2 separate regions of the Mus musculus genome follow, and region 1 is linked to region 2. The links are chromatin loops, found by intact Hi-C in ENCODE. Cell type or tissue: left cerebral cortex. All regions are shown on one strand. Links, peaks and the distances in the headings refer to the core of each region. The heading gives the core; the rest is flanking DNA.

Region 1 (7,677 bases), core at 1,085-6,084, 1.4 Mb after region 2:
TGCATTCATCACTTTGCTTTTTATACCTGGGCCCCCTCTCTTACAAAATCACCTCCGAGTACCAAGTCATGCAGTGTGTGCCACAGAGTAACCTTCAGTAAGGATATGAATAGTACAGATAAGGGTGTTCATGGGGGCCTTTGGAGAGTTGGTAGAGAAAAATTAAGGAGGCTACTTACTACAGGATTTCTCAGTCTTTGATAAGTTATTCTGCTTTAATTTCCTGAAAGGGGAACATAGAATAAAACATTTCTCAACAATGTTTTCAACAGACTTCTGCCTCCTTTCTCTCCTTACAAAACGATCTCACAGCCTGTCAAAAACAATTTAGAGAATGCTGCTTCATAGTGAAATTACCATTTCTCTTGATGGTGCCATATATTTTCATCTCCCTTCAGAAAAGAAATGAATTGAAACTCTGAGTCATGGTGACCGTTACCTATGTGCCATAAAAGACAATTTGACCTTGATTGTCCATGCCCTTTGCTTACCATAACCCTTGCACAGACATCCTGTGGACTCGGATCATTGCTGTATCTCTGAAAATGTGATGAGCTGAACATGGCAAAGAAAGTTCTATTGTCAGGTAGCACAGTAGAGTAGTGGGAGACATTGGGACACAAGCCCACTTTTGCTACGCCTTTGTAAATGAGAGGTCATGGTCAAGTAGGCATAAAGGCATCCTTTGCAGCCCTTCCTCCATTGTAGCTTCCTTCCTAAGTGAATTGCAAATTCATTTATAGAAGCTGGTGGGCACTTTATAAGGTATTTTATTGCTTGCTGATATCAATATCCATTTTCTATGTCTTGCATCTAAAAGCTGGTCTGATAAAGTCCAGCATCAATTATCTTGGAAGTTAAGTCATTTAAGTCATATTTGTACTGAGCAAGGGTTTTTTGAATTTTGTAAAAAGCATTTTTACTTTTTAAGATAAATATTCTTCAGACAATATCTGAAGAGTTCTTAAATGGGAAGCCCAATTTGAAGCAGATAAAAGGCAGACAGGTTATGGATCAGGGATTATACTTTGAAGGTCCCTGTTTAATACTTTCCAAACACATTTACTGTTGATTCATATTATCAGCTATGCTGTCAGTATCAGTTAACTGATAACTGAGTAATATTAAACATCTACGGACTCTCTATTATGTGAATAAGTTCTATCTTTCTAACCATCTATCTACCTTTTCATACCTATAACTTTGAAATTTCCTTATATGGCTAACATAAATTTGAAGAGTAGTTTAAAAATTGTGCCTTAAAGAAATTTCCCTGGATTATCTATTTGGGCCCAGTACAAAACACAGGTTCCTCTTAAGGAAGAAACTGCATGATTTGGGTTTAAAGAATGTGAGTCAGCTGTGAAACTGGAAGTGGTAGATTGATGGATCCTCTGTAGAGTCCCAACCAAAAATATAAATGGCTGCTAAAAACTGAAAATAATGAAACAAATGCATATGACTCCATGAATTTGGAGGTAATCAGCTTTTACAACACCTACAATTGTTTGAAACTGAATCCAGATTTCTGATTTCTAGAACTTGTTAAAATAGTTACAAAAATCTAATACAAGTTTTAAGGCTACTAGTTACTTCAGGAGACAGCCTCTAGGTGCACAAGGCTAAGCATGAAAACCTGTCCCAGAATAACTGTGGCATCTGAAACCTTTGACACTAGCCTTCATGATCTCTTGCCCTATTATCTATGGCATTGCAGAAAATATTACTGAGACCTTAGTCACACACATATTTAAAGAATCAATATAATATAAATTTTATGATACCTGGTTCAACAGTCTAAGGACTCAAATATTGTTTGTTGTCCTTGAGAAGGGATCATTAACAAAATCTCTGTGAGGAGACTTCCTAAGTCACGTGGTTAGACTGTGACCCCAACAATCCATATTCCGTACATTTGCCAGATAAGTATTTAGAATATATCAACATGAGGCCATTCTTTGTTTTAACACTCTACAGGTGGTCCCTACTGCCCTTCAAATTAGTGTAGTGAGTAGCCTGTGCCAGTCCCTATGTGTGGAGATCATGTATTGTTCTTGATTAATGAAATAAAAAAATACCAGATATCATTAGCCATATTTTGTTTTTCGGAGAGCTGTTGTGAACCCTTTCAATGATTAAAGGAAGGCACAATCTTATCTGTGCTTTAATTGATATATAGCTTCTATAATACATAGCTGACATACTCTTGGACCACTTGGCATAGTCTAGTGAGGAAAGACAATAGCATGTAAATACATAAATGAACAAGGTGTGCTGGAGTGGTAAAACTGAAACACAATATCAACATGATAGCAGCCATTGAGCGGCAGACTCTCTGAAGGATTGGGGATTTGATGAACTGATACCGAAAGCGTAAAAAGGGTCAGTTATACTCAGAAATGGAGCATTTTGGACAGAGGTGGAGATTAGTCCAAAGAAGTAATGATTGGCATATTGATGTGAAGAGCAAGAGGTCTTTTGTTCTGCTGAAGTAGAGGAAGAGAAGAAGGTATGATTTATTAGAAAAGCCGGTAACCTCTGGGTCATGAATAGATTGGAATAGCAGTTAATGATTTTGAATTCCTTGAGTCATAATGTGTTTTTTGGCGAGGATTTTATTTATTTTTTGTTTGTTTGTTTGTTTGTTTGTTTTCGAGACAAGGTTTCTCTGGATAGCCATGGCTGTCCTGGAACTCACTCTGTAGACCAGGCTGGCCTCAAACTCAGAAATTCACCTGCCTCTGCCTCCCAAATGCTGGGATTAAAGGCGTGTGCCACCACTGCCCAGTGGGAGGATTTTAAACAAATAAATTATATTGCATGAATCATATCCCAAATTATAAGTCTGGTTAACATATAGGATATTGATAATAGAGGGGCAAATGGAGAAAGAAAGACTATAACTGAAGAAATTTGCCAGGCAAAACCATTAATAGGTTGGACAGTAATGAGAGCAGGAAATATGAAAATAAATGAAATTTTTCTCAATGTATTTTAGAGGTGTAGTCAAAGTTCTTCTAGAGGATGGGTACATCGAGAGGATGTAATAGAAATGGATAGTGTTTCCTGTATATTTGTAGGAATAAGAAAAATATTGTTTATTCTAAAGATGCCAAGACCTTTTGAGTCATAAGGTTTGGGAAAGGAAATTGAGTTCTGTTTTTGTGGGTTTAAGTCTAAGGTGTTTATTAGTTATCCAAGTGGACATAGAGAGATGTAAGTTAAATTTTTGTATCCAGTATTCACAAAATCAATACATTTCATGACTAAATAATAAAAAGTTTACATATTTTGATTAAGTATTTAATGGGAAGAAATGCTAATACAATTTACTTTCACTTTTTATTTTGCTAGGATAGCCATATGCTGATGTGAGATTTAGCTTATTCCATTATTGTGAACTTTACATAGAGTGTTGGTGGGGTTTTGCTTGTTTGTTTGTTTGTTTAGTTGGTTGGTTTGGTTTGTGTGGTGATAATATAGAAATATTCCCCAAAATTATATTCATTGTCTTATTAATTAATTATTTTATTTATTTACTTCCTGAATGTTGTCCCTGATCTTCTCTATCAGAGTTCTTTTCCCCATTCTACCTACCTCCCCTTTGCCACTAAGATATTCATTCTTATAAAAAAGAATTCAGTGAAAACTGCAATAACAGATACCATTTTATTCTACTGCCACCTAGTGGCATTATTCAAACTTAGAAAGAGAAACTAAGTTCACAATGTAGATAAGTGTCTTCAGAATACCAGAGAGCAGTGAGCCCCTATCCCTTCCTCATTTCCCCTGGACAACATGAAATTTGCAGTAAAACAGTGACTCAGGTCGATGGCTACTCTAGAATGGTTTTCTTCTTTAGCAATTTCTACACAGATATCAATTGCGTTTTTTTTTTCAAATTATGCTTTATTTATTCCATTGTGTGTGTGCTTTGTGTGTGTGTGTGTGTGTGTGTGTGTCCGTGTGCACACAACTGAGCCATCATCTAAGGTCCTAAATTTTCTTCTCTTAAAACCAACACTTAGAAATATATGTAGGCTATTTTGTAATACTCCTTTAATGTTTTTCATAACATTTATCAACTCTTGAACCCAAAGGGGGAATGGATTTTGTTAGTATTATGAGAAAATATTGAAAAATGGATAAAATCCAGGCAATATCTTATTGAACATGCCTCTTGGGAGTTGAGGGAGTTGTGCTTGAGAAAATCCTAGAGGGTGTGGAGATTATGAGCTAAGAACACTTTTTTTTTTTTTTTGCAGGCAATGCACCTGTGATTTGATTTATAGCTGCTGTTTAATAATCATGTAATCTTGAATGTGTGCCTACACTGCTGCATGCAGTTTTTGCTATAGAAATCCTACTATATATGGTTATAGTTAGGGATGTTTGCAACTCTTAAAATGTATCAGAGTATGAATAATATCCAAGTCTGACAAAAACAACAGATTTAAGAACCACGTGGCATTGGAAGGATGGCACAATACGTTTACAAATCTATTGAGGAGGGGTGTGCCCTAACATAGAGCAGGCCTCATGGGAAAGCAGGGTAGGGAGTCAGGCGGCAGGCACAGGTAGAAGAAAATATGATCTTGGTTCTTTATTCTGGATTTCATTGGAAATAACAGACAAAGCAAAGAAGCAGATGCAAGATTGTCCAGTTTAAATATTGTCAACAGTCTCTGGAGAATAGAAGCCACCCATAGTTGTTTGGGTCCTGGGTTTTAGGTGCAGGAAAATAGTAGCTAAGTAAAGACACCATAGAGATTGGGTCTGGAAATGAAGGCTTGTGGTGCGGGCATGTGGTCCCAATTAGTAGACAGGTTCAGGGGTCCCAAGCTGAATAGTGAGTTCAAGACCAGATTTTAAAATGTATTGAAAATTTCTTAAAATATTAAAAAGATGCCAAGGATACCACAGCTCTCATAAGGCATAGTTCTGAAAGCCAATGATGTTGAAGTAGAAGAAGAAGGTCATGGCCTTGTTTGACTCTTAGAGAGTCGAAAAACAAGGGCCTTATCTGGTGCACTTAGTTGCTAAAGTCAAGTCAATGGCTTTCTCCTTTTCTGTCTAGGTTTGCTTTTCTGTGAATTACAAAGAAGTCCCTCGAACTTCTGGCTTCAGAGTGACACTTCCCTATGTGAAACTACGGAAATTGAAGGTCTGACTGATTAGCCATCAATAGAGGTTTATGGCACTGATTTTAGCTTTGGTGTTTATATATATTTCTCCTGCTAACTTTAGTTATACTGATGGAAATTTGAAGAGATAAAGTTGCTTTTGGTGAAGACTGTGATTATAATAGCAGAATGGAATGAATATACAGAGAGGATCAAGAAGGTTGAAATATATACAGTGCTTGAGCATGCCATGAAACTGTAATTCAAGCTTGGCTAAGAGGAGGATAAGTAAATGTGGTGAGTGAAGCAGAAGTTGGAGCATCAGTAGTGAGCCAGTAACCAGCTTCAGTTTCTATTTCTTGGTTCCTGCCTTCAGCCTTCACCCTCAATTCCCTTCATGAGAATTAAACTAATCCTCTTTCTTTCCTAGTCACTTTTGATTATGGTATCTATCATAGTGACATAAAGAAAACAAGGTCACCCCCACACTGAATCAGAAACTCAATTTCTCATGGACTTAATAGTCTGAGGCAATGCAAGTGTGCTCTAGTTTGGTCAGAACCCTGAGAGTCTAACTATACCACACCACTCTGTCGGCCACACACCTTATTACAAACCTAATCTGAAATTGCTTTAGCACTCAGGAAACACCAATGAAGAATGTGATTCAAGCCCAAATTCTTACCTAAGGTCCAGAGTCTGGTCATCTGCTGTGTCTGCTGAGCATCTTCTTTGTGGTGTTTCACAGTTTCCACTGATAGAAGGCAAATTGTTGTTCTCTTTCATACTCTTAGTCTCATTGATATATAAAAAAATCTAGAAGTGGATGTGGAAGAAGTTCAAGAACAGCTCTTTGTGGAGTTTGAAAGAAAAACAATAGGACAGACAAGGTGCAATATTGGTAGTTGCCAGGAGAAGGAAGATGGAGAAGAGGCAGAGAAGAGGAGAGAAAAACATATTATTTGAGATAGATTAGAAGTTCAGCAATGGAGGTTATCAACCAATCACAAGTTAGACAATCAGTCACATGGGGACAAACAGTGGAGAGAAGAGCATCAGACCATGCTTGAGAAAGCCCAGAGTGTCAAGAAAATCATGCTTTAGAATTGAGCAATGTTTGAAAGAAAATAAGACAGAAAATGAGGAAAAGGAAAAGGACAAGTTGTATTACAGGAAGAAAGCTCTGTAAGTGTCTGTACCAGAGGAGGGGGTTGGGTAGGATAACATTCTATCTCCTTGAGTGTTTATTTAGTCCTTTCCTTTCCTTAGCCTCTCTTCCGGAAATTCAGATTTGCTTAGACCAAGGCAGTAGACTCTGGGACTCATGATTGGCCCATCTGAATTAATTTTTAAAATTTTATTTTTATGTTTTTTTTTCTTTTTTTAATTAGATATTCCTTATTTACATTTCAAATGCTATCCCCTTTTCTAGTTTCCTCTCCGAAAGTCCCCTATAACCATCCCCCTGTCCTGCTCCCCAACCTACCCACTCCTGATTCCTGGCCCTGGCATACCCCTGTACAGGGGCATATGATCTTCACAAGACCAAGGGCCTCTCCTCCCATTGACGGCTGACTAGGCCATCCTCTGCTACATATGCAGCTAGAGACAGGAGCTCTGAAAGTATTGCTGGGGCTCAAAGGTAACCACGAGGTACATCTAAAATAGCCTCCAAGGCTATTGAAATAGTAGTTTGTACTACTACTGTAGAAGATGTTCTTGTAGAATTTGATTGTAGGAAAAATGAGGTCTCTAGTTTTGCAATTTCCATTAGTGTGTAATCTTCATTTGAAATGTTATTGAAATAATACAAAGAAATGGCAATAATTCCATGCCAATGCGCTTGACAAAGATTACATAGTAAATTCTTTAAAAGGCTCTAACAATTGAAGCTCAGTTTAAAAAAAAAGGTATACTATTATAACTGCTCTATTGAAGAAAATCAATTTTATTGTTAAAGTAGTCATCATGGCCAATTGGTCTTTGTATAAGAAGTACAAGGTTACTGTAGCTATCAAAGTTAATCAATGCAATTTACTATATTAGAAAATATTGGGGGAAAATCTTATTAGACTCAACTGTCATAAAAGTATTCAACAAATCCAATATCTATCTTTTGTGAAATTCTTCTCACAGTAGCATAGAAAATAACTTCTTTGGCTTAATAAAGGCCACTCACAAAAGACTTATGAACCTTATGTTGAGAGACTGAATTTTTTTCCTCTTTTAGATAGGAATAATAGACAGACCTCCTTTGGTGAATTCTACTCAACATTGAATTGTAAAATTTTCCTGCAATATAAAAAATATAAAAAGACTCTTGTTATGCAAAAGCTTTATTTGTATGATTGTCTATGTGGAAAATTAGATGTACCCTACAATAAAATCATTAAAACTAACAAATGAGTTAAACAAGGATGGAGGGCACAAGATGAACTGTTTTGTAAAGACGAATTGAATTTCTACGTACTAACAATACACATATATAAATGAAAGAAATCACCAATTATTATAGCAACAAAACTGGAATAGTTAGGTATAAATGTACAGAAAT
Region 2 (7,677 bases), core at 1,182-6,181:
GCAGAGGGCGCTCAGTCCTGTGGGCATTTAACAAACAGGAAAGACCCCACGGAGTATCAAGCCTGAACCCATGCTCTGTGTGCCCAAGATGAGAGGAAACATGGTGTCCTGGCACTAACATTAATTACATACTATATATTCTGTAAATACGCCGACTTTAAGTCTCTCCAAATATACTCATAATTTATACATTCATAGGCATTGTTAAACCTTCTAATTACTTAACTTCCTATGGGTATTTAATTACTTGGAGAGATATGAAAGAAGTGTCCACAATGTATAAGTCAATTGAAGAAGTGACAGCAAAGTGTGTGTGACCAAGACCCAGATTCTGACACTTCCTCACTTATCTTGAGCAAATTATTGACAGCATCCATTTCCTTGGCTACAAATGAGTACTGAGGTTTTAGTATTTATTGTAGGTGGGTTATGCGAACCAAACGGAGCACACATAAAGCACTTAGCCTAACAGCTGACTCAATAAAGTCAACTCCACTACTCTCTTGTCACTTTAGAAATTTAGCAGGAGGTGATGCCTAGTCCACCATAGGGTGACGTTTATAATTTCTAGTTGTAGATATTTTATGGTTTGCAAGACACTTACAGCATTTCCAGTTGCCCACCTTTCCAACTAGCATTGCTATTTCAGTAAGAGTTCTTGGTTTACAAGTATAAGCTCATTACTGTCAACAAAAACATCCAGACCCTCTCATGAAAGGTAAGAGGAAACTCAAAGAATTGAAGGATCAGTGGAAGGCATTGAATGTAAACAGGAAGCCCAAAGAGCAGACAGCAAAAGACTTAGAAACCTTGGACACCCCAGACAGCTAGTCGGGTGAATTAATGGCTCCAGTAATTCCCTTTGGTCCTAGGTCACTCGTCCAACACTCAATGCCTAAGAAATCATTCTTTATTAGCCAGGCTTTCACATGCTCAAAGCCTGGTTGTATTAGGGAACAGGGAATGAAAAAGATCTATAGAAGAATGTCTGAGATTTTCTTCTACCTCAATCAGATTCGAGAGGGAACTGGGACACTATGAAGAAGGAACATGTACACTGTTAGCCAAAACACGTAAGTGCTCCTCGCTATTTCCCTAACCTGTAGTGCTTCCCAGAGCTTTGCTGTTTCACTTTAAGCTGCATGCTCTTAGGTATAATGACTATGCTGCAGATTCCAGCTGATAAGATCTGGAAAAGAGTTTCTCTTGAGTGAACCTGGAGTTAGTGGCGTTGGCAGTGTAAATACCATGCCACCCAGTAGGAAATGCAAAGGGAAAGGGAAAAGGTTGACTGTGTTCTTGCATTTCTTTCTTCTAGAACTCCTTTCTTTATCACGTCTTTCCTAGAACCAGAGTCTCCAGAACGAAGGAGCAGAGAACATTTATCCAACCCAGCTGTTCAGCCGATGAAGACAATGTACCACCCCTCCCCCGAGGTGAAGCGGTGACCACATTTCATCCTCCCCACAGCGGCTGATTTACCTTCTGACAGTGCAGAGGAACATTACGCCACACATCCAGACCGGAAAAGTATGTGACTTATTGTTCATCGAAGTAGATTAGTCCTGCCTTCAGAGCTGAGCAGACAAGCTTAGCTCTTCTTCTCCCAGCGAGGGCGTCTGTCTTTAGATGACTAATGCAGCCTTTCTCTAAAGCAGACACCTATTCACTCAGTCCATGGACAACATGACTTCATAATAGAAGTTTTCTTTAATATTTCTTTCATTTGTATTAACATTTCATGTGTTTTGCAGAGCAAGAGACATTCGAATAAAGTTTATTATAAGCATTATAAAAGTCACGAGAGAAAGTAGGTGCCCGTACTAATTAAAAACTCATTGTATGCCAGGAGTTGTGATACTTTGGGCATTACATTATGCTAACACTCCCAGAGATCCTGTTACTCTTGTTCACAGGTGAGGAGGCTGAGCTTGGAGATGTAGTCACTATGCAAACTCCTACCGAGGGTAGGTGCTAACAGTGGGATTCATATGACTTGAAACCTCACACTCTACCACTTCTCTATACTCCTTAGTAGATTAATGCAATTAACACCTAGATTTCCCTTTCCTTCTCTGTCTCCCTCCCTCTTTCCTTCCCCCCAATTTCCCTTCTCCTAATCCTTCTGACCTGCTCTAATGAATATTGCATCGACCTTCAGTAAACTGTCCAATAATTGGCAGTGCTGCTCTTTTGCCTCCATCCTTTCAGTTGCACGTAACGTTTTTCATACAGATTTGCTCTGCTGAATCTCAGCTGGAATTACATCACAAGTCGCTTAGGTGTAAGTAAGAAGTGTCCCACTAAACTTTCATTATTAACTCCATGTTACTCGAAGCCATGGTGCTCTTGGGTTTTTGTCAAATAGTTTGTAAGTCTTGCTGATACCTGACTAAGGGTGCCAAGAAAGCTACAGGAGAGTTGGTATGTGTCTGAGAGTCTAGTTCATTTAGTGCCTTAAATTAAACTGTAGACTCAGCCCAGTCCCTACCACCTGGCCCTACTGAATCAACCCTGGGGGACCTGCTGAATTGGGATGTGCACTGACTTTCCTGTTTAGTAGACATAGATACTTTCAGATGACCCCAGTTTGGTTTGTTTGTTTGTTTGGTTGGTTGGTTTTTCATGGCTTTGTGGAAAATGATTGGAATCGTTCATGGAAAATGACCACCTCTCTATCTAATTGCAGATGTGACTAAAATATTCTCTTAGAGGAGAGAGAAAGAATGCTTGCTAACTAAGATTCCTAAATCAAATTGTTTTGCCACATTTATTTACAATTCTGTGACAGTTCTGGAAAGTGGGGGCATGCCCACCCCCACCCCCACAGCAGAGTATAACAAAACACTCAGGTTGGTTTTGTTGTTGTTGTTGTTGTTGTTTTGTTTTGTTTTTCGAGACAGGGTTTCTCTGTATAGCCCTGGCTGTCCTGGAACTCACTTTGTAGACCAGGCTGGCCTCGAACTCAGAAATCCGCCTGCCTCTGCCTCCCGAGTGCTGGGATTAAAGGCATGTGCCACCATGCCCGGCAACACTCAGGTTTATTATGCCCGCCACAGAAAACGGAGTCAGAGAAAAGCCAGTGCGAAGCATTCTGAGGTGGTTCCTCTCTCTCTGCTTCCGCAGGGCCTGATCTTTGCAGTGCGGCTCATGAGTGAGCCTCATTCTGTGGGTTCTCTGCTTACGGAGGAGGGTCCAACGACAGTGTGGGAAAGTCAGCCTTTACTACACATTGATGTGCATTTAATTTACCGAAGACTCAAAGGGGTTTGAAGGATATCTTTTTAAACTGTCATCTGCTTTGAATTCTCAAATCTTGGTTTTCTATTTACTTCAAGTCGTGATCACTTTAGAAAAAAACCAAGCTAAAACAGTTTCTCTTTCCAATGACACCCACTGTAACTCACAATTTTCTGATGTCCTTTTAACTCTCCCTTGGCATAATATTTAAAGATAATTACAAATTTCAGTCCCCTGCAAGCTGAACCTATGCCAGACAAATAATGTGCTTTTCAACAAAGCGATTCTACTGGCTAAGCTTTGTCACTTGGACCTTAAGTTACAAGGAAGGAGATGCCAGGATCAGTTGTTTTTTTCCCTGCGCACTCCATATAGCCCACTAGGTGGCGTCTCAGCACACAGAAAGCCAGATCTGTATGCTAGCGGTCAACCCACTACATGATTTTAAAAATGGGTTTTAAATTGCATTGAACTATATAGTTGTAATGGTGTTGAAACTCTCAGCATTTGTGAACTGGAAAATTTGCTGGTGAAGTGGCTGCATTGCTGTATTAGATAAGAGATGCGCTAATAGAATCCCGCTGCTCTTTCTGATAGAGTACGGTTCCTAAATTGTATCCCGAGATAGAAACACTGGTGTAGTGGCACCCCGTCAGGTAGATCCAGTTGCTGGTGTGGCTGATGAGAAGAAATAAACCACTAGAAAATGTGGCACAAAGGGCATCTAAAATCTTAACGGACACTGAGCGTCATTCCGGGCCAGATTCAGAAACACAAGGAGACCTTTGTCTTAGCCTGTTTTTGTGCTGCTAAAACAGAATATCACAGGCTGGGTAATTTATAATGATCAGAAATTTATTAGAATGGAGATTTATTGGCTCACAGGTTTGCAGGCAGGGAAGTCCAATAGAAAGGTGTCAGTATCTGGCAAGGGCCTTTAATCTGTGCCGTTACATAGAAGACGGTGGGTGGGAGGGAGGGAGAGGCAAGAAGCCGCAACTTGACTGCCTTTTGGAAAGTGTGGGAAGTGCTAGGGTCTGGTGCATCTTAGTCCAGAGCACTGTGACAGAATTGTACCGCCAAACTTAAAAAGTTATCCTTTCAGATGACAGTGTCAAGAGTCTCATCCTGGAGGGAGGAGGAGTCTCCCTTCCCAGTGTGCAATTTCAGAGTTTCCCCAGTTACAGACATCCAGACAACCCCCTGTACCACCCCCCCACCCCCCCACCCCCGTCCCGTCCCGTGTCCTCTTCCAGCTCCAGAGTTTCTGGTTTCAGGAAATGCAAATAGTCTGGGAGAAGAGGGAAGTGGTCCCAGAATAAAGCTGGCGCGGTGGGTACATATCTATTAAAGGAAACTGATACAAGCTCTCTTCTCCACCTTAGCTCCCTCTGGCTTTCCTGTGGTTTTAAAACTTGCCTTTTCCATTTGGATTTCTAGGCTCATCTCTGGCCTGTCTAATGCTAGCAAGAATTCTGCTAAGGCAGTTTAGATAGTGTCCATCTGATTACCTGCTGTTTCTGATGAGGAGATGTTGAGTTGGGTTAAGTTTCTTCCTCATCCCTCCTGTTTCCTCTGTTTCATTTTCCATTCAAGAGCCACTCCCTGCTTCTGGTCCCACTTCTGCTTACATTTGGAGTTAAGCTTTCTCTCTTTCCTCCCTGAACAACCACGTCACACAAGTCCTTATAGCCGTTGTGATGGACTTGGTAACATTACTCTTACCATCTGTTAGTGTCACCAACAGTTTTTAACATATTTTTCAACTGTGGCCCTTCCTCTCTGTAGGAATCTATCTGACCAATAGAATTTTTAAAAAGGTCTTTGCTTTCTTTGAGATTTAATAAAAGCCATTTCATCAGCTGCCTGTGTGCTTTGCAAAATATTTACCATTTTCATTTAAAAAAATTTTTTTCAACCTTCCAAACAATTTAACTCTTAAGATCACAGGAATTTATTATGATTCTGATGGCTGACTAAGCTCACTTTCACAAGCTCCAGTGCTTCCTCCATCGTTGCTCGTGTTACATGAGACCGTATCTCCCTGTCCTAACAGCTGTCCTCCTGTGGATCACAAGGTCAGGGATGGCACTGTTGCTGGCTAACTTGTTTACCACTCTATCTTCAAGGTGGTGTACAGCAGAGCCTGCTCCCTGGGGAAAACAGCTTCTGAAGAAGAAAAACTAAATATCTAGTGGGGAGGAACGAATGCACTGATTTCTAAGCTAAAAGATTTGGGGCGGTTATTAGGGCCGTCTGTAACATACAATTCTAAGTTACTCCTCAGGCTGCAGTCTCTTACAATGGTGTTCTCATCCTGTGCTTCAAATCACCACCAAGAGCAAATGTTATGCAAAGTCTATGACCCAGAAGTAAGTCCTGGTGTTACAAGTCAAATCAACATATTCTGTTAAGATAACATTTATTGACCCCCAGCAGATATGAGAATGAACGTCTCCAGAAAATATTCAGTTTTCCCCTCACTAGTGTGTCCCCATATGCACCAGGATTCATCAAAACGTCTTCTCCTTTCACAGGAGATAGCATATTTTATGAAATAAAGATTTTTATAACTATTGTCACAAAGACAACGTTAGGGACAGGACTGGAGCCTCTTACTGTTTCTGGCAAGGAACTCTCGTCAGTGAGAGATTTTGTCACGAGAGGGTCACAGGCTTAGGCTCCCGCATTGTAAAATCTGGATTGGAATTCCAGCCTCACCACTTCCTGGAGACCTTGAGTAATGTACTTGACAGTTTTTGAAGCTGTATTTTAAGAAATGTAAAAGTAGCATCTACCTAGCAGGATTCTTAGGAGGGTTAGATGAGATCACGTGCTTACGTTCTCAGCATCCTGGCTGATCCAGGCGAGAGAGATCAATCGACACTCAGCATTACCATTATCTTTGGTTCTATCTGAGTGTCGTTTCTCAGACATTCTTTTAGTCATTGATAAAATGAGTACCCTGTGAGTTCCCCATATATTTGGGGAACGTTTTGGTAGAGCTTTTGTGTATTTGGGGATGATATCTCTGAACTTCTGTAGTTGAGGAGGAGGAGGAATGAAACATGCACACTCGCCTCACTTTATGAAGAGGTAGAAAGCCATGAGAATCACAAAGAGCAGACACACGGCACTGGAGCTGAGAACAGAGAACCACTGCCACTTCAGAACAGTCATTCAGAAATGGGCAAGCGAGCCGGATGGGCAAGCAAGCAAGCCAGCAACCTCTGCTCTTCTGCTTCATGAAATCAAGACCTTGACAGAGACAGAATTGAAATGGTTAAGTATTTTCAGGTCATATCTGAGGAGTAACTATATCTGACCCTCAACAGACCTTACACCGAATAAGGAAATATCCTAAGTAACAGTTTAAAACCCAAACAAATCACCGTCATCAAATAGGCATCAACAAACCCAAACATGGCTTTCGTACCTGGGTAAGGATGCTTTCAGTTGAAGAATGAAAATGAAAGCAATGTGTACATTCATCACCAGGAGAAAAAGTGCCCTGAGGGAGTGTGCAGGTAAGGTAATGTATTTTGATTATCTGGTTGGTTATTGTCTCTATAATGCTTGGCTTCCAAAGGTTAGGAATGGTGGTCATCCGAGCCCAGACGACACAGAGCCAGCCCTGCTTCTTGTATGATGGTGGTGGCATTATCAAGAAAGAGATCCCCTGTCCTTCCTTTTTCCCTAGCCACCTATGGTGGCCCTGATGGGGTAATGAGAGCAGAAGAGCTGGCTCTGCTACAGCACTCAGGAGAGCAGGTCTTGCACCTTCTCTGGGCAGCACTGTAGAGCCGACCCTAATGGTGGCAGCAAGGATGAGCTGGTCCCGAGGATGTGAGAATGTGAGACTGGGAGCTCTGGCCCTGCAACTTGTCTGCCCTGTGGTGACTAGGCAAGATGCTCCTCCCCCTGACCCCCCCCCTTGCCTCTTGTCACCAATGACAGACAGGAGAGCTGGCCCCCAAGGGCATTAGAGCTGAAGAGCTGGCCCCACCCTTCACCTGAGCAGCACAGTGGAGCTCTACCTGGATGTGGTTTCCCAGGGCGCATGGCAGTATCGATTTTATCATTCACAAAAATTAAGATAATTATCACAACCTCCGATTTTGACTCTGGCCATGAAAAATGGTTTAAATTTTGACCATAACTCTTGGCAGTTGCTGATTAATTGTGGTGGTACAAGCACTGGGGAAGCTGAGGTAAGGGAATTGTGAATTTGAGACCAAACTGGTTCCCACAGAGTTCTAGGGCAGTGTGGGCTATATATATTCAGACCTCTTTCTACTACTGTTAACCCTCACCAAGGAAAAAGAGGGGATTTTTTTTTAAAGACAGGTTACCTATTCACAGTAAAGGCAGGAGAGGGACTGCCCAAGTGCATGTGGAGGACACCCACACTAATATGGTTGCTGGGTTTGCCCAGGT

Evidence for each region. Hi-C counts contacts between places; a loop is a spot of excess contacts. Peaks named below come from ENCODE experiments on the same cell type or tissue, not always from the same donor. Only the 100,000 strongest peaks of a DNase experiment are listed, where the experiment ranks them.
Region 1: it touches region 2 in a loop (2.6-fold over the local background); 2 of 42 quality-filtered maps call a loop at or near these places.

What each region holds. Positions count from the first base shown.
Region 1 is chr2:107,876,154-107,883,830 of GRCm38, forward strand. No RefSeq gene overlaps it. Among named protein-coding and RNA genes, the nearest start is that of Gm23439, 6.6 kb to the right of the region's middle. In left cerebral cortex, for the core only: a CTCF peak has its summit at 3,685 (motif pointing left); a DNase peak (open chromatin) is centred at 3,712.
Region 2 is chr2:106,427,603-106,435,279 of GRCm38, forward strand. Gm46755 (a long non-coding RNA gene) reads right to left here and starts at 1,628. Exons shown (of 3, transcript XR_001783429.2): 1 at 1,483-1,628. Gm36036 (a long non-coding RNA gene) reads left to right here. Exons shown (of 4, transcript XR_374852.4): 3 at 1,015-1,073; 4 at 1,348-2,694. In left cerebral cortex, for the core only: a CTCF peak has its summit at 3,619 (motif pointing right); DNase peaks (open chromatin) are centred at 1,507, 3,620, 4,236 and 4,691; H3K4me3 peaks cover 400 bases.